3 separate regions of the Mus musculus genome follow, and all the other regions are linked to region 1. The links are chromatin loops, found by intact Hi-C in ENCODE. Cell type or tissue: left cerebral cortex. All regions are shown on one strand. Links, peaks and the distances in the headings refer to the core of each region. The heading gives the core; the rest is flanking DNA.

The links. A loop is a pair of places that touch in the nucleus more often than their neighbours do. Peaks named below come from ENCODE experiments on the same cell type or tissue, not always from the same donor. Only the 100,000 strongest peaks of a DNase experiment are listed, where the experiment ranks them.
Region 2: it touches region 1 in a loop (2.4-fold over the local background); 2 of 42 quality-filtered maps call a loop at or near these places.
Region 3: it touches region 1 in a loop (2.9-fold over the local background); 10 of 42 quality-filtered maps call a loop at or near these places.

What each region holds. Positions count from the first base shown.
Region 1 is chr10:38,550,016-38,557,894 of GRCm38, forward strand. No RefSeq gene overlaps it. Among named protein-coding and RNA genes, the nearest start is that of Gm22911, 62 kb to the right of the region's middle. In left cerebral cortex, for the core only: a CTCF peak has its summit at 4,383 (motif pointing left); DNase peaks (open chromatin) are centred at 3,989, 4,259 and 5,262; H3K4me3 peaks cover 555 bases; H3K27ac peaks cover 986 bases.
Region 2 is chr10:38,845,471-38,853,349 of GRCm38, forward strand. No RefSeq gene overlaps it. Among named protein-coding and RNA genes, the nearest start is that of Rfpl4b, 28 kb to the left of the region's middle. In left cerebral cortex, for the core only: a CTCF peak has its summit at 3,853 (motif pointing left); DNase peaks (open chromatin) are centred at 2,868 and 3,848.
Region 3 is chr10:37,010,049-37,017,927 of GRCm38, forward strand. No RefSeq gene overlaps it. Among named protein-coding and RNA genes, the nearest start is that of Hdac2, 39 kb to the left of the region's middle. In left cerebral cortex, for the core only: a CTCF peak has its summit at 4,395 (motif pointing right); a DNase peak (open chromatin) is centred at 4,426.

The sequences.
Region 1 (7,879 bases), core at 1,838-6,837:
CTTATCTAAGATCCAAATGGACTGAGTGTCCCACTTCTCTGGCTCTGCCACCTGAAATACACGTAGGCTAGCTCTGCTCCAAACCTGTTGCTGCCTCTGGCAGCATGGTCCTGGCATCTTCAATGTACTGGGATACCCCCTACAGCTGTAGTTTCACATCTATCAATGGCCTCCTGGCATCTCTCTCAATGGCCTCTGGTCTCTCTGCAGAAACTGCATACCTCAACTTCTCTACGTGATCCTTCTATCTTGCTACCTACACTTCAATTTAGGCTACACCTTCACCAGTGACCTCCTCTGGCCTCTCGTGTTGACAAGTCTCACCTTCTCCCCAAGAAACAAGGCCTTAGCTAAGGGTGATAACACATGCTTTTGATCTCAGTACTCAGGAACCTGAAGGAGGACACTTGATGTAAGTTTGAAGCTAGTCTGAACTACATACTAAATACCAGCCTAGCCTAGGCTACATGGGAAGACTCTTTCCAGAAAATTAAATACCAAATTCTATGTTGTTACAAGAAATTCACTTTAAATACAAAGACAGGTAGATTCCAGGAGAGGGGGAGTCATGCTCTCCAGTGGTACCCACCCATCAATCCATCAGACTCCAGTGGTCAATAATCTACCCATGAGCCCACAAGACTCTAGTGGCCAGTTCCAAATCCATGACCATAGAGAACGCTCTACTTAAACTTAGTGGGTCATAAAGTAAAACAAAAGAAGAAACAGAAGGAAGGAAAGGAATTTGTAGGGAAAGGGGAAATTAACAGGAATAAGAGAGAGACAGAAAAAGGTGGGTAACAGTAATCAGAACGATATCATATATATAACTAAGATTGTCAAAGAATGAATTTAGGTAATAAAAATGTTAAAGGTACAAAAATGTACACAGTAGATCAAATGAAAGGTCCAATAAAGATATACCAGGTCACTATTATCTGTATCACACTTCAATCTTCAATTATTTACAAAACACTGCAATAAAATGAATGGACTTTCCATATACATAACCAAGGTTCTAATTTATACTTTCTCATTATTGAACATTACATTGGTAGAAATTAAGATCTATTTATTTATCTTTATCTATTTGAGTGTGCGAATGCGTCATGAGTATGTGGTGTGTGCACATGTATGTGTGACAGAACATGCACCTGTGTCCAAAGTGTCAGGTACTCACCCTTCCCTATCACTCTCTACATATCCTTTTGAGACTCTCCCTTTCAGCTAGAAGCCAGCCACTACCACTGATCCCAGGGTCTCTACCTTCCTAGAATCTAAATCTACAGGCATACACTGGACTCTTGCCTTGCCACCTGGGTGCTATTAGAATCTGAACTATTTGGAACTATACCACCAATCAAAGAAAACACATGGTGGAACTTGTGACTCTAGCTATATATGTAGCAGAGGATGGCATAGTCGGTCATCAATGGGAGGAGAGGCCCTTGGTCATGTGAAGGCTCCAGGCCCCAGTATAGGGGAATATCAGGACCAGGAATGGGAGTGGGTGGGTTGGAGAGCACGGGAAGGGAGATAGGGGATTTTCTGAGGAGAAACTAGGAAAGGAGATAACATTTGAAATGTAAATAAAGAAAATATCTAATAGAAAAAAAGAATCTGAACTATTGTCTCATGTCTGAATAGTTAGCACTCTCAACCCCTCCTCTATCTTTCCAGCACCCATTAACAGACTCTAATACTCAGTTTCCATCAACTATAAAATGGATGTAAATATATGTCTTGTACATCTCATTGTAATAGTACTGAAAGATTATATTAATTGGCTATATGCACTTTTCCCAAAGCACAAATTATATGTATTTGAATTTTAAAAAATTAAAGCAGGCAGGTTTACTGTTCTCTTGAGTTTGAAGAAATAATGCTAAAACACTCATCAAACTGTCTAAAGTACATATCCAATAAATTACTAATTAAATAAGTAATAATTGTAATGACTTGATACAAATAGTTAAAAATTTAAGCTAAAATTTTAATCTGATTATAGGGCTTAAAAAGTTAACATACCCTACTGTTTCATTCACTTATAGGAAACTTACAATAAGAATATGACCCAGGATATGCCTTTATACATTCTTTAGCAACTTAATATCATTTACTAAACAACTGAAGAAGGGCTTTTCATTTCAATGCAAGGTTCTCTTTTATATTAAGGGAGCTGTTTCTCCCCATGGCCCTGTTTTGAGTGGAGGAGGAGCAAAAGATCCTTAGAGATAAGAATCAAATGACCTTCTTTAAGGGTCATTTGGAATTGGAGGCCAATGTAACAGTTCTTGCTGATGGATTTCTACACAGTTACTGGCGACTAACAGTCTATGGTAAATAGAATCTAGGGAAACACAAACCTGGGTCTGTCTGCCAATTCATTATAAGAGGTGTGTGGCCTGAACCTCTGACCTTTGTGGTGAAGGTCCCCTCTTTGTCCCGTTTTCTCTGTAGCACTATGGTGGCCACTGGCTTTGCTTTCTTTCTCCCATCCTGTCCCAACTCACCCCTGCTCCAACATCAAATCATACTTATTTTGTTTTCCACATCTGGTCTTTGCTCAGTTGATAATACTTCCTGGCAGGATGAACCATGGAAGGAAAATAAACACCATGTGTTGCTGGGACTACAAGTGATGCTCTCTTTCTCTGATGTCCCAAAGCTTGTTTCTCTTACAGAGCTGCCCCTAAGAGCACCATGAAAACACCGCCATGATGAGTTTGCTAAAGTTGCATACACAAGCACATAGGTAAACCAAATAATGTAACACATTAAAGTCAAGACTCAAGATGAAGGGAAATGTTCGGTCGATGAGTATCTGCTAGGAAAAACCAAACTTAACACCAAGGAGAGCAAACCCAATGTTTTCTGAATTCCTTGCTGCCTTTGAGTGTCAGAAGCTGGAGGATTGCAGTTTAGTGATCCCTCATGTCTGCAAACTCAGTTATCAGCTAAATTGGGTAAACATTATACCAACATACAAATATGTACATGTGTACATGTGCCGTGTGCTCAGTTCATAACACTTTGAGGAGCTTAATCATAAAATCTGAAAAATTCCTATTTATGATCTTCCTAAAAGAATTAACAAAAGTTCTTCTGGGTATTTAAACATATGTGTAAGGTTGGTTTTAATTTTACAATGTATCCTTTTACTTTAAGCAAACAAATAGTAGTAGTAGTAGTAGTAGTCGTAGTAGTAGTAGTAGTAGTAGTAGTAGTAGTAGTAGTAGTAGTAGTAGTAGTAGTAAATGATTGGCCTCATGGAGGTTATACTGATTTTTTTAAAGTTTATAATATAATTGTTAGGCTAGACAATACCATTCCTTTTCTGTATCTCCTCTCAAAACTCTAGAAATGAGTTCACAGTTGTGAATGTGGAAAAAAATTGTGTACTGCTTCCACAAGTGCTAACTGTGAGCTGGGAGAAAATTAGTCCATTTGCAGGCATTGGAAAACCAGGGAATCATTCCATTGTCAAGACAAGAACCAGCAGCTGCTTTGGATTCCATGTATTTCAAGGACAAATCATTCATTGACTCCTTTGACACCCAAAGTATGCCAATAATTCAATGTATTAGTTGGATGCAAATTTCATACAATAAGGTATGGAAAGCAAACTGTAATTGGGAGTGCTTGTGTGAATGGAGCTCTGTCCTTTGACAGAGCCCATTGTTGAACAGCAGCCTGAACCCCCGACCCTTTACTTTGCAAGGATACAATAGCCTTTGATATGAGGTGGTGGGAAAAAGACTTAGACACTCATTTCACATTCAGTTGCAATTCATCAGTTTGGCGGGGACTTTTAGCAGCTTTAATGACCACAGCAATTGATGGTTAAATCAATTTGTGCCGGTGACAGCATGGCTGGCCTCTAGACTGTAACAATCCAGGATTGCGCCAGGCAGAAAAGACTCTGTTATTCAGATGTGCGCGGTTCCTACTCTGCTCAGAGAGAGAACAATGAGAGAGTCTCTGGCTCAGGCAAGCTGGAAAACGTTCACATTCACTCCACTGCCTGCGCAATGTTGTGGCTTCTCTGTAAGGAGGTGCAGCGCATTTCATTCCCGTAAGTATTGTTGCGAGTAAAAATATACAGACGACAAAGATTTCTAACGTTTAACTATATCCTGAGAGATAGTAACAAACCAGAAAGAATTTAACCTTTGATTCCTTGATCGAACTGGGTGGTCCTACTCCTGCCACCACTGCGCACCCCTCCTCCACTTCCCCTCAAAAAAATTAGAAAAGGGAAAGAGAAAAGCAGCAGCAGAGATTACGATAGAGGAGGCTTATGTTTAGGAGGGAAAGGTGAGAAAACAACCCCACAGTATTTTGTGTAAAAAAGGAGGGAATATTGCTCCCTCTTCTGTTGATCAGAGGTATTTTTTTCCTAGTAATGATTTAAAAATACATGTTTACTGTGAAAATATGTAAATGTCAGCATAGTTCACTGAGTTGAACTGACCTGTTCAAGTTTCTTAAAATAAAAAGGCAAAGTAAGTATTTTTTTTTTAAGCTAAACCTACGTTTAACATTTAGGAATTCTGCAGGCATAACTGGCAATTTTTAAATGGGGAGAAGGATAAAATATCATCACAACAACATTAATTTTGGTTTAGTTTCATCAGTGAATTGCGTCATTAAATATAGGAATCAAGAATTAAACCATAAGCAAGACTTTTAAATTCTACAGAAAATGTGCAGCCTAAAACATACCTGTAAGATTAAGCAATGTGAAGCCAACATATTATTTGTATATCTGAATACTAATTAATGTCTGGCATAACGTAAGATACACAGATGACTGTAACAAACATGCAACTAAAGCTAATTAAAGGAAAGTTTCTTGTTTTTAAACATGTGTTAATGCTGCATTTATTAAACAAAATTTTTTAAGTAAAAAAAAAATAGTATACAAAAAGTATTAAATTCTACTCTGGACTGGATAAAATTGACTGTAAGGGTGGACTCTGACCCTGAGTTGCCTTTTATGTCCTATTAAGAATTAGACCAAATGATACAATTTTATTTTAGAGCTATGGTGGAGAAAAAAGAAAAGAAACCATGTCCAGAATATAAGCAGATCCATGGGAAATGGATGGCCCCGACTCGAAGCTATGGTGTTGTGGGAAAAAATGTAAACAAGGTTTTCGAACAGATTTGTCTAAACATTGAAAGAATATTGAGTCTGTACAGAGGAGGTCTTGGCACTGAGTCCAGAGCTGTGCTTGGTAACTGGGGAGGGTAGAGAAAAGGAGGAGAGTTTCCATGGCAACACTGGTGCTGAGCATAAATGGAACAGGCATGCATCTTCCCAAGGGAGGACTGGAGGGTGGAAAGTGGAAACGAGGGGTAAGGGCGGTAGGGCCCCCATGAAGATACTTTATGCTGAATAAGTGTTTTGTGTAACTGTGTGGCATGCTGGACATCACTGTGTGCATTCTGAGAGATATGAGACCTCTTAAAAACACTGCTGCCATGATCCAAGACAGTTCTAGGTGGAAATAAATGTTGTCTTACCATTTCTAGAGTGAACACAAATACACTGAACCCATCTTGCTTCTGATTTTGTTATGTCCCTTCAAAGTAGAATGAGAGGTGACATGAGTAAAGCTTTTTACAGATTATTTTTCTTTATTCTTGAGAGTCGTATGGAAATAACCCTATTTCCTTCTCTTAGCTGCAAAGGCAGGAAGATATGATTTCTCATTATTTTGAATGTGAAACTATGATTCACAACTTTGACACTGTTTCACCTTTCACAAGAAAGCATCCTCGTTCAAGGAACAAGATAAAATGAAAGTGAACATCATTTACCTGACTAGATTATCATTATTAATAATTTTATCTCATTGTAAATGCTTCAGTGTCAAGATTAAATTAGGATGGCATCAAGAAGAGGTGATAAGTTGCAGGCTAAACGCTATGGCATACTATGAAGTCAGCTTATGACCATACTTTCATTAGAAGTGAGATTGTGGCACCAACTTGCAGAGAGCACAATGCCACAGTACCATACAGGCTTTAATGTGTGTGAGCTACATTTGTGCCCAACACATTAAAAGCTCTGAGCTGTGACGTATGATATTTATGTCTATGAACTTTGTGAGAATGGTAGTCTCCATAAGAGAGCCTATGTACATATATCAGATGCTCAAGGCAGGTTTATTAACTTCCCAGAGAATCAGATAGATCATCTTCTGATCAAAACTATGAGAGCACATAAATGCACCAAAGTGGACATTTATTTACTATCATCAATATAGTATCCAACATGCATAGTTGTCTTACTTAATGCTCACAGATTTCTCAGTATGTCACAATGTGGTTCTCATCTTACAAGTAAGAGTGGAGAGACCCTCAAAGTTTAAATTATGTTAAATTTATATCTCTGAAGAAGCTGGAATTCCAGCCCAGTCCTACCTAACTCATTTATCTTATGACCCTTCAAGTTTCTCATATTTCTCTATACCAAAGAGTACTTTGATATAAAAAAGACTACCTTGTCCTCATCAGAAAAACTGAAGTACAGAGAATTCATTCACTATAATAACTCTGCTCTTTAGTCCTTCAAATCTCAAAAAATACATCTCAGTTCCCATTGCGCCTGAGATTTCAGAAGCCAGTGAAAGCCAGGAACTAGAATACAAAGTTGAACTAACTATCCAAGTGCAAAACCAAGATTTTGACATATGACAAATGGTTCCTGGCAATTGTGAGCAGAATAACAATGAATATTAATGGGCAAGTTTCTCTTCAGTCAGATGTATAGTCCTTGATACAAGCTTAGGGGTAGGATATAGCTGAATGATGTGGTAAATATATTTCTGGCTTTTCTCAGAATCTCTGCACTGATTTCCATAGTGGTTACACCAGTTTATGCTATCACCAGTAATGCATAAATGTTTCCTTTTCTATATGTCTATGCCAACATACTGTTACTTGGTTTTGTAATTTGTTTGTTTAGTGTTAAAATTATACATTCTAACTGGAGCTATTCACACTTGTCACACTGGGGCCATTCAATGTGGTTTTAATTTGCTCTTCTTGATGGATAATGATTGATGAGTGGTTGGTTTTTATTGTTGCTGTTCTTGTTTGTTTTTGTAAAATAAGATTTATTTATTTATTTATTTATTTATTTATTTAATGAGTATGAAAGGTTTTCCTGGATATATGTCTGTGCACACAGTGCCTGAGGAGGGCAGAAGATGGCATCAGATCAACTGGAGTGATGGGATTGTGTCTTAGGGTTTCATTGCTGTGAAGAGACACCGCAACCAAGGCAACTCTTATAATTAAAGCTTGATTACAGTTTAGCAGTTTTAGTCCATTGTTAGTATGATGAGAAGCATGGCATCCTACAGGAAAACATGGCACTGTAGGAGTCAAGAGTTCTGCATCTTGATCAGCATGTATCAAGGAAAGAACTGGCTTGAGCTTCAGAGACCTCGAAGCCCACCTCCACAGTGACACACTTCCTCCAACAAGGCCACACCTCCTAATAGTGCCACTCCCATGGGCCACACATTCAAACACATGAGTCTATGGGGGCCTTACCTATTCAAACAAGATGTAAGCCAGTATGTGAGTTTTGACACCTGAAACCAGGTTGTCTGCAAGAGCAATATGCACTCTTAAACTCTTAAATGTCTCTCCAAACCCCTGAACATTTTAAAAAATGTTTCTCAGCCATTTATGTTTCAACTTTTGACAACTCTGCTTAGCTCAATGTTGCATTTTTAGTTCGACTGTTAATTTTTTTTTGTTTTTTTCTTTGTTGTTCTTGTTGTTCTTTGTATATTCTAGATATCAGTCCTCTGCCAAATGGAAGCAGCCTATATGACCATCAGATAGTCAATGAATAATG
Region 2 (7,879 bases), core at 1,300-6,299, 290 kb after region 1:
GGTTTTGTCATGGAATACTTTGGTTTCTCCATATATGGTAATTGAGAGTTTGGCTGGGTATAGTAGCCTGGGCTGGAATTTGTGTTCTCTTAGTGTCTGTATAACATCTGTCCAGGCTCTTCTGGCTTTCATAGTCTCTGGTGAAAAATCTGGTATAATTCTGATAGGCTTGCCTTTATATGTTACTTGACCTTTTTCCCTTACTGCTTTTAGTATTCTATCTTTATTTAGTGCATTTGTTGTTCTGATTATTATGTGTCGGGAGGAATTTCTTTTCTGGTCCAGTCTATTTGGAGTTCTGTAGGCTTCTTGTATGTTCATAGGCATCTCTTTCTTTAGATTTGGGAAGTTTTCTTCAATAATTTTGTTGAAGATGTTTGCTGGTCCTTTGAGTTGAAAATCTTCATTCTCATCCACTCCTATTATCCGTAGGTTTGGTCTTCTTATTGTGTCCTGGATTTCCTGGATATTTTGAGTTAGGATCTTTTTGCATTTTCCATTTTCTTTGATTGTTGTGCCGATGTTCTCTATGGAATCTTCTGCACCTGAGATTCTCTCTTCCATCTCTTGTATTCTGTTGCTGATGCTCAAATCTATGGTTCCAGATTTCTTTCCTAGGGTTTCTATCTCCAGTGTTGCCTCACTTTGAGTTTTCTTTATTGTGTCTACTTCCCTTTTTAGGTCTAGTATGGTTTTGTTCATTTCCATCACCTGTTTGGATGTGTTTTCCTCTTTTTCTGTAAGAACTTCTACCTGTTTGATTGTGTTTTCCTGTTTTTCTTTAAGGACTTGTAACTCTTTAGCAGTGTTCTCCTGTATTTCTTTAAGTGAGTTATTAAAGTCCTTCTTGATGTCCTCTACCATCATCATGAAATATGCTTTTAAATCTAGGTCTAGGTTTTCGGGTGTGTTGGGGAGCCCTGGACTGGGCGAAGTGGGAGTGCTGGGTTCTGATGATGGTGAGTGGTCTTGGTTCCTGTTAGTAAGATTCCTACGTTTACCTTTCGCCATCTGGTAATCTCTGGAGTTAGTAGTTATAGTTGACTCTGTTTAGAGATTGTTCTTCTGGTGATTCTGTTACCGTCTATCAGCAGACCTGGGAGACAGATTCTCTCCTCTGAGTTTCAGTGCTCAGAGCACTCTCTGCTGGCAAGCTCTCTTACAGGGAAGGTGCGCAGATATCTTGTGTTTGGACCTCCTCCTGGCCGAAGAAGAAGGCCCAAACCAGGACCTTTCTCAGAAGCTGTGTTGCTTTGGCAGTTCTCAGAAGCTGTCAGCTTCTGTGGTGCAGACTCTCACCTGTGCAGACTAAATTCCTAAGTTCCACGGAGTCCCGGAACCAAGATGGTGACCGCTGGTGCTGAGGCTGAGGCCGCCTCCTGAGCCAGGCGGACACCTGTCCTCTGGTCCGGACGGTGGCCGGCTGTCTGCGGCCCGCAAAGGGTGCTGCCTCAGCGGCTCTGTGCTTCTGCCTTTCCCAGAAGCTGTCCGGTTCTCTGGCGCACCCTCTCACCTGTTCCCACTAATTTCCTAAGTTCCGCGGAGTCCCCCACAATGTCCATTTTGTATCCTTATTCTATTAGAGGGATGCTCTTAGGGAATAAACAAAATAGGTAAATGAAGTCGGTGTATCTGCTTCTGTAAAACTCACACTCTGGTATGGATAGAGACAAGGAAACTGGATAGTATAATAGATTCTGTAAATATTACAGTAGAGAAAGAGCAAGGAGTAATATGGCAGATAAGAGAGTACTTCAAGCAGGTGCTTGAAAGGTGTTATAAAAAAGTAGAATAGAAGTCAAGGCCAAATAGATGAGAACAAGGAACTCAAAGAAAAGAGACAAGCCATAGAATTTTCTTAAGCAAGAAAACAAAACAAAATCTCTAATTACATGAGCCTTCATCCAAGTGCAGCTTCAAAGGTCCAAAGCAAAAGAAGGAAGCTAAAAGCAAAAAGCCAAGTTAGAAGGCTGGTGCCCAAATCCAAGTAGGTAATGACAATGACTATAAGATAATAGCAGAAGAAACTGAGAAGACATAAGGGTTTCCCAAAACTTAACAGACCTTGCCATCATTTAGAGGAAGAAAAATGGATCAAAAGTGAATGTGGGCTGGAGGATGGGTTCACTTGCTGGTCTTGCAGAGGACCAGGGTTCAATTCTCAGCACCCATGTGGCAGCACGCAACTGTCCAGTAAGACTAATGCCCTCCATAGTACAAATATGAACTCATCGGCCTAACACTTATAAATATAAAATAATAAAATAAGCTCGGGGTGGTAACACAAACCTTTAGTCTCAGCCCTCAAGACACAGAGAATGGAGAATCTCCATGAGTTCAAGGCTACCCTGATCTACAGAGTAAGCCCCAAGAAAGCCAGGACTACATAGAGAGACCCTGCTTCAAAAACAAAGAAATAATAATAATAATAATAATAATAATCTATTTTAAATATCTATAAGGATGACTATGGGATTTCTGAGATAGGTTCAGAGTCTCAAGAATAAAATTTGATTTTACAGAGGTGTCAGTGAGCTAAGTACTTCTGTAGCAACCATAGTCCCAAAGGTCAGGAGAGGGATTTGGAATAGCCATGGACTTAGAGGTGATTAGCAGATAAACAAAACTAATATCTGGGAGTCAAGGACTGAGATGGCCCATTAAAAAGCAATGTGAAAGAAGGAAGGGAGGGGCTTAGACAGAAAACAGCAACATCTAAAGGAAAGGAGGAAGTAAACGTATTGTGAAGTCTGTGCGCCAGGCCTTGAGAAGAAAGCTCTCTGCAGCCAACCACACCACTCTTCCTTCCGAAAGCTCTAGTGAACTCAAGCAATTCTGATAATACTCAGTGGGTTGACCTAACTAGGCCAGGCTCAGATGCCAGCATAGTGAATAAAGCCAGGAAAAGCCAATGTGAGACTTCCAGGAGCCCCAGAAATTGGACAGAGATCTAAAACCTAAATGGACAAAAACAAGTGGGAAAATAAATGTTATGTGGCAAGTGAAAAGGATGGCGGGCCACACACACTGCAAACAGAAGTAAGAGCAGCTCCTCCAGTCTGAGGACGCAGCTCCAGACAGGAGGGAAGGTGTGAGGGTGCCTGTGTGTCCAGTAGAGCACAGTTCTCACGCAACATCTCTCCTTTCCCCTCATAACTATTATTAGTTTAAAGACGTTTTATAAGTATCTGCTGCTTCACTGAGTCAGACTTCCTTGACAAATATTTAGTAATGAACATTGTATTAGAAAGGACTTCATTGCTTTATCATTACTGAATGGACATAATAACAGTTTTAATAATCTTTTGCAAAATTATCTCAAGTCCCTATATCTTCTGGGGGACAAAATTTTAACTATGTTAAGGTGACTAAGTAATTATCAAATTTTAGGGTAACTAGTATGTAAAAATAGCTATGTGTGTGTGTGTATATATATCCCCACCTATACATTCATTTCAAGATTTTTTCACCCCCCAATGCTAAAAATGCAAACTATAAAGTCTTAATATAGAGAGAACTTTGTTGTGGAATGTCCAGAATGCTTACTCATAGATTAACCAGAGAGATACGGTTTTAATTAAATTAATAAACTTGTGTGAAGTGTGAAGAGGGCAGTGTATGAGGTGACTAGGAGATCATGCCGGGCATTAAAAGGGAGTTTTAAAATGTAATTGTTTTTCAGGATTAGATTAAATAAGCTTAATGGTCTTTGGTGTCAGAGGCAATTAGAAAACAACAGTTTACTGCTTCAGTTAAAAGTGATTTCTAAGACTTCTAACCTCTTCTCCCTGGGTGTCAGTTGCCTCTCCCGACGGAGTCACCTGGGAATCTGTGTGGCAGGGCGCCATCTACTGTGCACCTTTAGAACTGCGGCTTCCGACTTTCTTTGTGAGGCTTGGTCCTCTGGGTGAGGACAGCAATGATTTTCCTTGAGAGCTTTTACAAGTGCTATTTTTAAAAAAAAAAAAAGAAAGAAACAAATTAAAGATTACCGTGGATGCATTCAGATCCATAGGATTCAGATTTGAACAATTAAATTAGACAAGAAGTTTCCTTGCTGTGTGGAAATCAGTTTGTAAAACTGGTGATTACATTCTTGGCATCGCTGAGAACAGACAAACATTCTGGAGGTTGTTTTCCTTTTTAATCAAATCCCAAAGCATACAATTCTAATTAAGATGTCTGAATTATGTATTGTACAAGAAAGAGGAATATTCATGTAGGCTTGTTTTATTTATAAAAGAATGTTTGCATGACTCTCTTCTGCTACGGTCAGACATCAATTATTTAAAGTCAAGCCTTACATTTGGCCCAGTCTCTCCTTCTTTAATGTTAGTACCTAACTTCCAGCCAGTCTTCTGCAACAATGATGCCACAGAAGAGGAGAGATGCATGATACTGAACCATCACAGGAAGCGTTTTAGCTGAGCTTGGAAACAGTACAGATAAACAAAGCAAGAAATTTTGATGGGATGCATAGTACATCCAACTCACCAAATCACCAGAACTACCCGATGTTGGAAGCCGACACGGGGCTCACATGAACCAGGTTTCACCTGGGAGGCAAGCGGGAGCTGAAAAGACAAGGGAACTAGGCAATGGAGCTAAGTCAAGATTCCTGATCAAAGCTCAAATGTTCAATGGCAAATGCACTTATAAACGGAGTTGGGGGGGGGGCATTCCTGCCAATTCATTCTTGGAGCCTGGAACCAGCTGCAGGTGACAACAACGCTGCAGGATAGGGTGCAGTCTCCGGAATAGCTCAGAGGCCTCTCAGCAGGTAGCAGTGGCTGAACAATAGAGTGATCTAGGGAGGAAGGCTCCACCCTAGGTAATCTCCTTAGTGGCAGCAAGGTCAAGTTCTGGCTCAGCCTGCTTGGAGGCTGGGGGAGGCTACAACCGGAGTCTCTGGTGGTCTTCAAGATAATATAGCTGTTTGCAAGCCATGTCTTGTGTACACAGGCACAGGTACATAATAATGCTGAGCTATTGCCTGCCAGCCAAGGCTAGAGAAGCTCTATGCATTAAGAGTTTGAATGTCAGCCAGGCGTGGTGGCGCACGCCTTTAATCCCAGCACTCAGGAGGCAGAGGCAGGTGGATTTCTGAGTTCGAGAAGAAGAAGAAGAAGAAGAAGAAGAAGAAGAAGAAGAAGAAGAAGAAGAAGAAGAAGAAGAAGAAGACGACACCAGAGTCTTGATGGGCATGGGGAAAAGAGGGCACAGGTTGAGGGAAAGAGGAAGAAACGGGTGTCTTGGATGGCAAGGGGAAAAGAGGAGAGAATAAAAAGGTCCTCAAAAAGAGGTAGGTGTTCCTCTGCTCACTCTTGGTCTTATCCTTAGTCTTCTCCTCTGAAGATTGAGGGGACTCTTTAAAGACACAATTTCATGAGTAACAAGAATGCATTCCAAAAATATAGCTGTCTTTTGCTAACTTGTCAAATGAGAATCTCTTAACACAGTTAAAACACTGAATTAACACATGGAGGATAACTAAAATCCTTAACCTCCCTTAGAAAGATTGCAAATCCAAGCTTATATGGGGTATATAGGTCTGGTATTATTTTCACTAAGACTAGGAGGGTTTGAGAAAATGGTGGTAAAATTGTGTACTGAATGCCATTCAGTGGTGGCAAGGCTGAAGTCAGACCTATACCATAATGTGGTTTTCCACTGAAGCTACTTGGCAACCATCAGACACATTCTAACATTCAATTCCTTGATTAGGTCAATGTCAGATATTTGCTCTGTTGACTTATTATTATAAATTTAGTAGTAAAATTAGAGGTTTTATTAAATTTAAGTTAGAAGTAAATTAAAACTACAAGTTCAGTATTGGAGATGAGAGTCTGGTTTCCAGGAATCTCTTTCTAACTATGTGGACCCAGGGCAATGTATTTAACCTTTCAGACTAATTCTCTCCAGATGTAAACTGGGAGTCAAGAAATTATAGAGATGTAAGAAATAGCATGTGTGAAGGATTGATGGTTCTAGCATGTAGATGCCTCCCTAGTTACCACAGTGGTTACATGGAAGATGGGGAATTTATCTCTGCATCTCATACATTTACTGCCATTTGCTCAGCATTTACCCAACTAGAAATAAGTATGCTTTCTTTTTCTTTGTTTTTTTTTAATTCTTATTTGTATTGACCACCAGGATGTGTGTCACTTAATGTCTTTGACCTCCTGCTACCACATTTACACTGGGTATGTTACACAAATCACCTACTAACCCATATTGTTTGAAATTGAGTCCATCCTGACCCATCCAGTTCAACTAACATGGTTATAAAGTTTTTTTTTTTTAACCTTCTAAAGACTCCTCCACGATTTCTTTGTCAGCACTGGACATACTGTAATGGGGTTTCAGGGTTCTTATCTCAGAAGGACAACTGAGGGGCTCTCTTGGCCCCTAGTTTGATTCTTGATGAGGATAAAGCAAGCCCTAGTCAGGTGAATGCTAAGAGAGCACCAGCACTGGACAGGAAATTGAGTGAATGTCAACTAGAGAAGTTCAAAGGCTAATTTTAAGGTCAGGGTAATAGAGATGAAGATATTCTTTGGATTTTTGTTGTTTTGTTTTGTTTCTTTTGGATTTTTTGTTTTGGGGGTTTTTTGTTTGTTTGTTTGGTTGGTTGGTTTTGTTTTACTTTGTTGTAAAAGAAAACTAGTGGTAGTAGAGATAATGAATTGTCTCTTCACTGTCTTCATTATGGTGATTGAATCTCTGGGTCCCCAACTGACCCGTCCAGCAGGTCCAGTTATTGAGGGTCTCGAGGGGACCTTCTCCTAAGAACCAAATGGGGGGAGGGAGAGACGGACACCAAGTGCAGGAAGTGTCACTGTATTCAGCAAGGCTCAAAGCTTAAATGCACAAGCAAAAGGGGAAGTACTTCTCAGCAGGAGGAATGGGTCAATGGAAATGCACAAGCAAAGGAGGAAATACTTCTCAGCAGGAGGGATGGCAGCGGAATTTTTTTTTTTTTTGGCAACTATATGGGGAAGCAGGAACTTGGTGGTATCAGGGTACATCTTGTGGTCAGGACATCTGGCGCTGACTTAGGGCTGGAACATTCTGTGGTTGTTCTCGGAACGGTGCGTCGGTGGCCCGCTTTTGACTCCCTTTTCTTCTCGGGGGGAGAGGCCCAATTCAGAGATCAAGACAATAGAGTTGTCTTAATAGCTCCCAACTAGTCCACATAACCATGAAGGTTTTCTTTCAAATTTATGAAAGAAGCCTTTAGTAGTTACAGACAGTGAGAGAACATTTTATGAACAGCTTCCCTATTATCACGGTTCATGACACTTACAATGCAATTATTGTGGGACATATCATAACATAATTGAGTCTCTAAAACTGAAAATGAGAGGTAACGAGATACAATTCACAAGCCACATGAAACTCAAGAAGAAGGAAGACCAAAGTGTGAATACTTCGATCCTTCTTAAAAGGGGGAACAAAATACCCATGAAAGGAGTTACAGAGACTAAGTGTGGAGCAGAGACTGAAGGAAAGGCCATCCAGAGACTGCCCTACCTGGGGATCCATCCCATATACAAACACCAAACCCAGACAATTTTGTGGATGCCAACAAATGATTTCTGACAGAAGTCTGTTATAGCTGTCTCCTGAGAGGCTCCACCAGTGCCTGACAAATACAGAGGTGGATGCTTGCAGCCTACCATTGAACTGAGCACAGGGTCCCCAATGAAGGAGCTAGAGAAAGGACCCAATGAGCTGAAGGGGTTTGCAGCCCCATAGGAGGAATAACAATATGAACTAACCAGTACCCCCAGAGCTCCCTGGGACTAAACCACCAAACAAAGAGTACACATGGTGGACTCATGGCTCCAGCTGCATATGTAGCAGAGGGTGGTCT
Region 3 (7,879 bases), core at 1,300-6,299, 1.5 Mb before region 1:
AACAAATTTACTAAATAAAGATAGAATATTAAAAGCAGTAAGGGAAAAAGGCCAAGTAACATATAAAGGCAGACCTATTAGAATTACTACAACAGACTTCTCACCAGAAACTATGAAAGCCAGAAGATTCTAGGCAGATGTTATGCAGACCCTAAGAGAACATAAATGCCAGCCCAGGTTACTATACCCAGCAAAGCTATCAATTACCACAGATGGAGAAACCAAAGTATTCCATGACAAAACCAAATTCACAAAATATATTTCCATGAATCCAGCCCTTCAAAAGATAATAATGGAAAAACTCCAACACAAGGAGGGAAATTATGCCCTAGAAAAAGCAAGAAAGTAATTATTCAACAAACCTAAAAGAAGATAGCCCCAAGAACAGAATCCCAAATCTAACAACAAAAATAATAGGAAGCAACAATTACTTTCCCCTAATATCTCTTAATATCAATGGACTCAATTCCCCAATAAAAAGACATAGACTAACAGACTGGCTACACAAACAGGACCCAACATTCTGCTGCTTACAGGAAACCCATCTCAGGGAAAAAGACAGACACTACCTCAGAGTGAAAGGCTGGAAAACAATTCTCCAAGCAAATGGTCTGAAGAAACAAGCTGGAGTAGCCATTCTAATATCGGATAAAATCGACTTCCAACCCAAAGTTATCAAAAAAGACAAGGAGGGACACTTCATACTCATCAAAGGTAAAATCCTCCAAGAGGAACTCTCAATTCTGAATATCTACGCTCCAATGCAAGGGCAGCCACATTCATTAAAGACACTTTAGTAAAGCTCAAAGCACACATTGCACCTCATACAATAATAGTGGGAGACTTCAACATACCACTTTCATCAATGGACAGATCGTGGAAACAGAAACTAAACAGGGACACAGTGAAACTAACAGAAGTTATGAAACAAATGGTCCTGACAGATATCTACAGAACATTTTATCCTAAAACAAAAGGATATACCTTCTTCTCAGCACCTCACGGGACCTTCTCCAAAATTGACCATATAATTGGTCACAAAACAGGCCTCAACAGATACAAAATTATTGAAATTGTCCCATGTATCCTATCAGACCACCATGGCCTAAGACTGATCTTCAATAACAACATAAATAATGGAAAGCCAACATTCACGTGGAAACTGAACAACACTCTTCTCAATGATACCTTGGTCAAGGAAGGAATAAAGAAAGAAATTAAAGACTTTTTAGAGTTTAATGAAAATGAAGCCACAACGTACCCAAACCTATGGGACACAATGAAAGCATTTCTAAGAGGGAAACTCATAGCTCTGAGTGCCTCCAAGAAGAAACGGGAGAGAGCACATACTAGCAGCATGACAACACATCTAAAAGCCCTAGAAAAAAAGGAAGCAAATTCACCCAAGAGGAGTAGAAGGCAGGAAATAATCAAACTCAGGGGTGAAATCAACCAAGTGGAAACAAGAAGAACTATTCAAAGAATTAACCAAACGAGGAGTTGGTTCTTTGAGAAAATCAACAAGATAGATAAACCCTGGAAACAGAAACGAAACAGAGACACATTGAAACTAACAGAAGTTATGAAACAAATGGATTTAACAGATATCTACAGAACATTTTATCCTAAAACAAAAGGATATTCTTCTCAGCACCTCATGGTACCTTCTCAAAAATTGACCATATAATTAGTCACAAAACAGGCCTCAACAGATAAAAAAATATAGAAATAATCCCATATATCCTAGCAGATCATCATGGACTAAGGCTGATCTTCAATAACAACATGAATAATAGAAAGCCAACATTTACCTGGAAGCTGAACAACACTCTACTCAATAATAACTTGTTCAAAGAATAAATAAAGAAAGACATTAAAGACTTTTTAGAGTTTAATGAAAATGAAGCCACAACATACCCAAACTTATGGGACACAATGAAAGTATTCCTAACAGGAAAACACATAGCTCTGAGTGTTGCCAAAAAGAAAATAGAGAACATACACTAGCAGCTTGACAGCACACCTAAAAGTTCTAGAACAAAAGGAAACAAATTCACCCAAGAGGAGTAGATGGCAGGAAATAATCAAAATCAGGGCTGAAATCAACCAAGTGGAAACAAAAAGAATTATACAAAGAATCCTCCAAACCAGGAGCTGGTTCTTTGAGAAAATCAAAAAGATAGATAAACCCTTAGCCAGACTAACTAGAGGGCACAGGGACAGTATCCTAATTAACAAAATCAGAAATAAAAAAGGAGACATAACAACAGAACCTGAGGAAATCCAAAACATCATCAGATCCTTCTACAAAAGGCTATATACTCAACAAAACTGGAAAACCTGGATGAAATGGACAAATTTCTAGACAGATACCAGGTACCAAAGTTAAATCAGGATCAGATTAACGATCTAAACAGTCCCATTTTCCCTAAAGAAATAGAAGTAGGCATTAATAGTGTCCCAACCAAAAAAAGCACAGGACCAGATGAGTTTAGTGCAGACCTAATTCAAATAGACCTAATTCCAATCCTCCTCAAACTATTCCACAAAATAGAAACAGAAGGTACTCTACCCAATTCATTTTATGAAACCATAATTACTCTGATACCTAAACCACATAAACATACAACAAAGAAAGGGAACTTCAGACCAATTTCCCTTATGAATAGCAAAACAAAAATACTCATTAAAATTCTTGCAAACCAAATCCAAGAACTCATCAAAAACATCATCCATCATGATCAAGTATGCTTCATCCCAGGATGCAGGGATGGTTTAATAAAGAGAAATCCATCAACATAATCCACTATATAAACAAACTCAAAGTCAAAAAACACATGATCATCTTGTTAGATGCTGAGAAAGTATTTGACAAAATTCAACATCTATTCATGTCTTGGAACGATCAGGAATTCAAGATCAATACCTAAACAAAATAAAAGCAATATACAGCAAACCAGTAGCCAACATCAAATTAAATGGAGAGAAACTTGAAGCAATCCCAATAAAGTCAGGGACTAGACAGGCTGCCCACTTTCTCCCTATCTACTCAAGATAGTTCTTGAAATCCTAGCCAGAGCAATTAGATACAAATTGGAAAGGAAGAAGTCAAAATATCACTATATGCAGATGATATGATATAAGTGACCCTAATATATATATATATATATATATATATATATATATATATATATCCCTAAAAATTCCACCAGGTAACTCCTAAATCTGATAAACAGCTTCAGTGCAGTAGCTGGATATAAAATTAACTCAAACAAGTCAATGGCCTTTCTCTACACAAAGCATAAACAGGCCGAGAAAGAAATTAGGGAAACAACACCCTTCTCAATAGTCACAAATAATATAAAATACCTTGGTGTGACTCTAACTAAGGAAGTGAAAGATCTGTATGATAAGAACTTCAAGTCTTTGAAGAAAGAAATCAAAGAAGATCTCAGAAGATGGAAAGATCTCCCATGCTCATGGATTGGTAGGATTAATATTTTTAAAAAGGCTGTCTTGCTGAAAGCAATCTACAGATTCAATGCAATCTCCATCAAAATTGCAACTCTATTCTTCACAGAGTTAGAAAGGGCAATTTGCAAATTCATCTGGATTAACAGAAAACCTTGGATAGCAAAAACTCTTCTCAACAATAAAAGAACCTCTGGTAGGGGCTGGTGAGATGGCTCAGCAGGTAAGAGTACCCGACTGCTCTTCCAAAGGTCCTGAGTTCAAATCCCAGCAATCACATGTTAGCTCACAACCATCCGTAATGAAATCTGACTCCCTCTTCTGGTGTGTCTGAAGACAGCTACAGTGTACCTACATATAAAAATAAATAAATCTTAAAAAAAAAAAGAACCTCTGGTGGAATCACCATGCCTAACCTCAAGTTGTACTACAGAGCAATTGTAATAAAAACTGCATGGTATCCGTACAGAAAATGTCATTCTGATTGTTATTTAAAATGAGAACGAGATGTTTCCTGTTGGGTTCATTGTGATATTCAAGTAAATGGCTATGTAATGCAGCTAACAAGGTAAGAAGGCAAAGGGTTGTGGAATGGTGTGAGAAAAATGTCGTCCACTTCAGGTGTTTTTATCAATATCAGATGGGATGATTTCAAGCTTTTGTTGAATTTGATGCTTTCTGATTTCATATCAACAGATAATGGTACATACAGAAGCAGTCTTCCAAGGCTTCGTTTCCTGGAGGAAATGAATAAATTTTGGCAAGCTTATAGAAATACTAATTTCCTCGTATTTGACTAATTATAATCTTAAGGAAAAGATGGTCAAGTGGGTCAAGGAAAATGATTACTGTTTATGGTCATAGTAATGTAAATGTTAGAGTGGGAAATTCACAGCCTTCTAAGCTGCTCTGTTGCTTGTCTACTATGCTGCCGCAAGATGGCAGTGTCTCCCTATAGAACAAGGGTTGAAGAGTGTATGTTTTCCAGTAGTCAGTTGTTTAAACACACAGAAGCACAGTGCTAAGGAGCTTCTTTCTTTTCTAGATCTGAGGATATAACCCAGACCTTGCAAGGAAAGTGCCCAACCACGCAACTGAATCCCCAACCCAAGATTCTTTTGAATGTATAGTTTAATTTGGGTTACTGATGGAGGTTTTTCTGTAAATGAGATAATTTTTACACTAATTTCCAAGTTTATATCCATAAAGCACTGTGTCTGATAGCAAATCGCTATTTGAGAATTTTGTAGTTGGAAGTAGAGTAGAACCGCATATTAGAGTTGAAGGAATTTTTATTTTGGCCAGATGTAGAACATGTTAATATACATAATGGAGAGTGGAGAGCTGTCTTCCAGGAACTCAAGTAATATGGTGAAATTGAGATTTAAGGGAACTGGAACACTGTCCCACGGCTGCTGTTTCTGAATCTTTGAATAGAGTTATGAGTGAGGGGTGGGAGGGTGCCTGCCACCAACCAAGCACAAGGCCTGGTTTAGGCTCCGGAGCTCCATAGTCTGGACTGAATAAATGAGGGCGCAGTCTTGATGATAGTCTATTTGTTCATAGTAATTTAAGAGTATTTTATTCTAAATATTGAAAATGGGTGTATGACTTATATGATGTTATATTTTTTTTTTAAATAACAAAGAACCCCCCCCCCCACACACACACACACACATACAAAGTTATTAGCAGATAACAAGGCTGTTCTGCCTTGTGTCCAGTGCTTTGTGTTTAGGAACAAGGCGAACAAACTATGACTGTAACCTAAGTCTATATTTTTAAGTTGTGATGTGTTGGGTTTATTGATAAGTTTCTAGCATCAGTTGTGTATTATCTAACACGTCACCTTTTTCTCTCTTCAGAATTCAATATTTCAAGGGTCACTTCTCAGCCATGTGGCACTCAAAACTCAGAGCTCAAACACTAGCTGTTCACTGAGCCTGCCTGCTCAGTGCAGGTGCGGAGAGGCAGTGAATGTCATCAAAACCAAGCTGGGTGAGATGCCTCCTGTGCTACTCGGCGCTCAGGAGGGTGGACAGAAAAATCAAGTTCCAGGACAGCCTAGGACACAGTAAGCCCCTGACCCAAAACAATAAGCAAACACACAAACCGCGCTTCTACTTGACAAAGGCCTCTTTCTTCCAGAGAGGAAGCCACCAGGAGCCAGCAAAACCAACCACCGATTTGAAAAAAATGAGAAGCCCAACCTCACACTCACAATCCTTCTGCCTCAGCCTCCTGCACCAGCTCGATTTTTTTTTTTTTTTTAACTTACACTTAATGCTACAGGCTGTGTGAGAAAGTCATGTCATACCAACTACTCAAGCAACCCACCCTGGGTAAAGGTCAGGAGCACCCACCTCACGTGTATTTCAGAAGTCTTTTTCTTATTTAAAAGGCTAGAGCTGGGTGTGGTGGCAGGCACATGCCTTGAGTCCTAGCACCTGGGAGGCAGACACCTGTGGATCTCTCTGAGTTCAAGGCAAGGCTAGCCTGCTTTACAAAGCCAGTTCCAGATCAGCCAGAGATATGTACAGAGACTCCACCTCAAAATAAACAAACAGATAATATAATATAATACAATATAATATAATGTAATAAACATGATATACAATAGGCTGGATTTCAGGTAGCTTATAACCACCTGTAACTCCAGCCCTGGGAGTTGATGCTCTCTCCTGAACTCTGCATGCACCTGTAAACACATGTGCACAGACTCATTCAAGACCCACACAGACATTTATAATTAAAATAACTCTGTAAAACCACTTAAGGGGACAAAGTTCTTACATCTGTCTTCCCCTCGTCCTAGTTTAGCACCTACCGCCTAACATTGTTGCACTGGGGGTGAAGTGTCCAAGGCATGCCCTTTAGCTGATAACTAGGAATGTGTTCCCACCACTCCCTGCCTTATACAGAGCCTGACAAACCAGATTCCTTTCTGGACTTTAAGTCCTCATTAGTCCAGAGAGCCAATCTGGTTTGTCACAGTTGGATTTAAAGATGAAATGCTTTTGCCTTTCCTATGCTGTAAGATTGTTATGGCCTAAATCAATAGTATGTCTTTCAATCTTTTCCTCCTATCCCCCACCCCTACCCCAGCCCCACCATGCTGCCCTTGCACGTGTGATCCCCTGCCTCAATCTACTGAATGTTGTGATTTCAGGCATGTGCCACTATGTCCATTGTGTATTGGCAGTTAAGTATGGCATACTCTTCCTTATATCTAAACATTTACTCAATAGACATTTATCTTTTTAAAAGTTGTGGGGCTGGTGAGATGGCTCAGCAGGTAAGAGCACCCGACTGCTCTTCTGAAGGTCCAGAGTTCAAATCCCAGCAACCACATGGTGGCTCACAACCATCCGTAATGAGATCTGACGCCCTCTTCTGGAGTGTCTGTAGACAGCTACAGTGTACTTACATATAATAAATAATAAATAAATCTTTAAAAATGTTTTTAAAAAAAAAGTTGTGATTGGTGGACTATACTGAGTGTTGCTATTGAGAAAATACAAAGATCAGAAAGCAAAATTTACCTGCGCTCAGGGTGCAGGCAAGAGACAGAAGTTTGTAAGAAGATTGGGGTAATTATGGATTGAAAGAGATTGGGGTGAAGGGAGAGAAGAAGGGAGAGGGAAAGGGGAGGAGGAGGAGAGGGGGAGAGCAAAAGTGTGAGAGAGAGAGAGAGAGAGAGAGAGAGAGAGGTCTTAAGCAAAACCTAAGCCCTGCAGGAGCCATGTATTTAGGAAGCAGTCAGCATCCCCAGTTGAGACAGTGTCTGGGGACCGCCCACCTCCTACTCCAGGACTGCGAACTGAGATCTAGACAGTGACAGGCACCCTGCATCTCTGTAGAATGCGAGGACTCACTAGATTACTACCGAGGTACTTGCTTGAAATGTGCTGTCCACTGGAGTTCCAAGGAAAGCAATTCAGAAAAGACATCCCCTGGGAGAAACTAGCAGAGACTGGCTGAGCTGCTCAGAGCATAAAGAGAAGCCATGCTGCTGACCTCTGTGCACTGCAGGGTCCTGGCAGTTGACAGAGGGTGATGCCAGAGCTCTGGCTGGAGAAGTCCAAGAGAAAAACTCTTCATTCTTCCCTCTAGCATCTTCTATCAATGAAGCTTTACATTGTGACAGCCAGAAAAGGGGAAACATTTTAAAGGGTCAAGTTTTAACATTGCAGCAGAGGCAATGAAAGATGTATTTCAAGTAGAGAGCAGTAAGTTGACTGCTGGAATGTTTCGTTTTCCAAAAGGTTCTTTGTACATTGTAGCTATTGTGTACAGGGTAGAGTTCTTATGGTCTAGACCACACCCTCCCTTTAGCCCCTACTGCACAGAATCACTGTGTTGGGGATGAGGTTTCCGAAGTATGACTTTGGGAGGCCATAGAATTAGC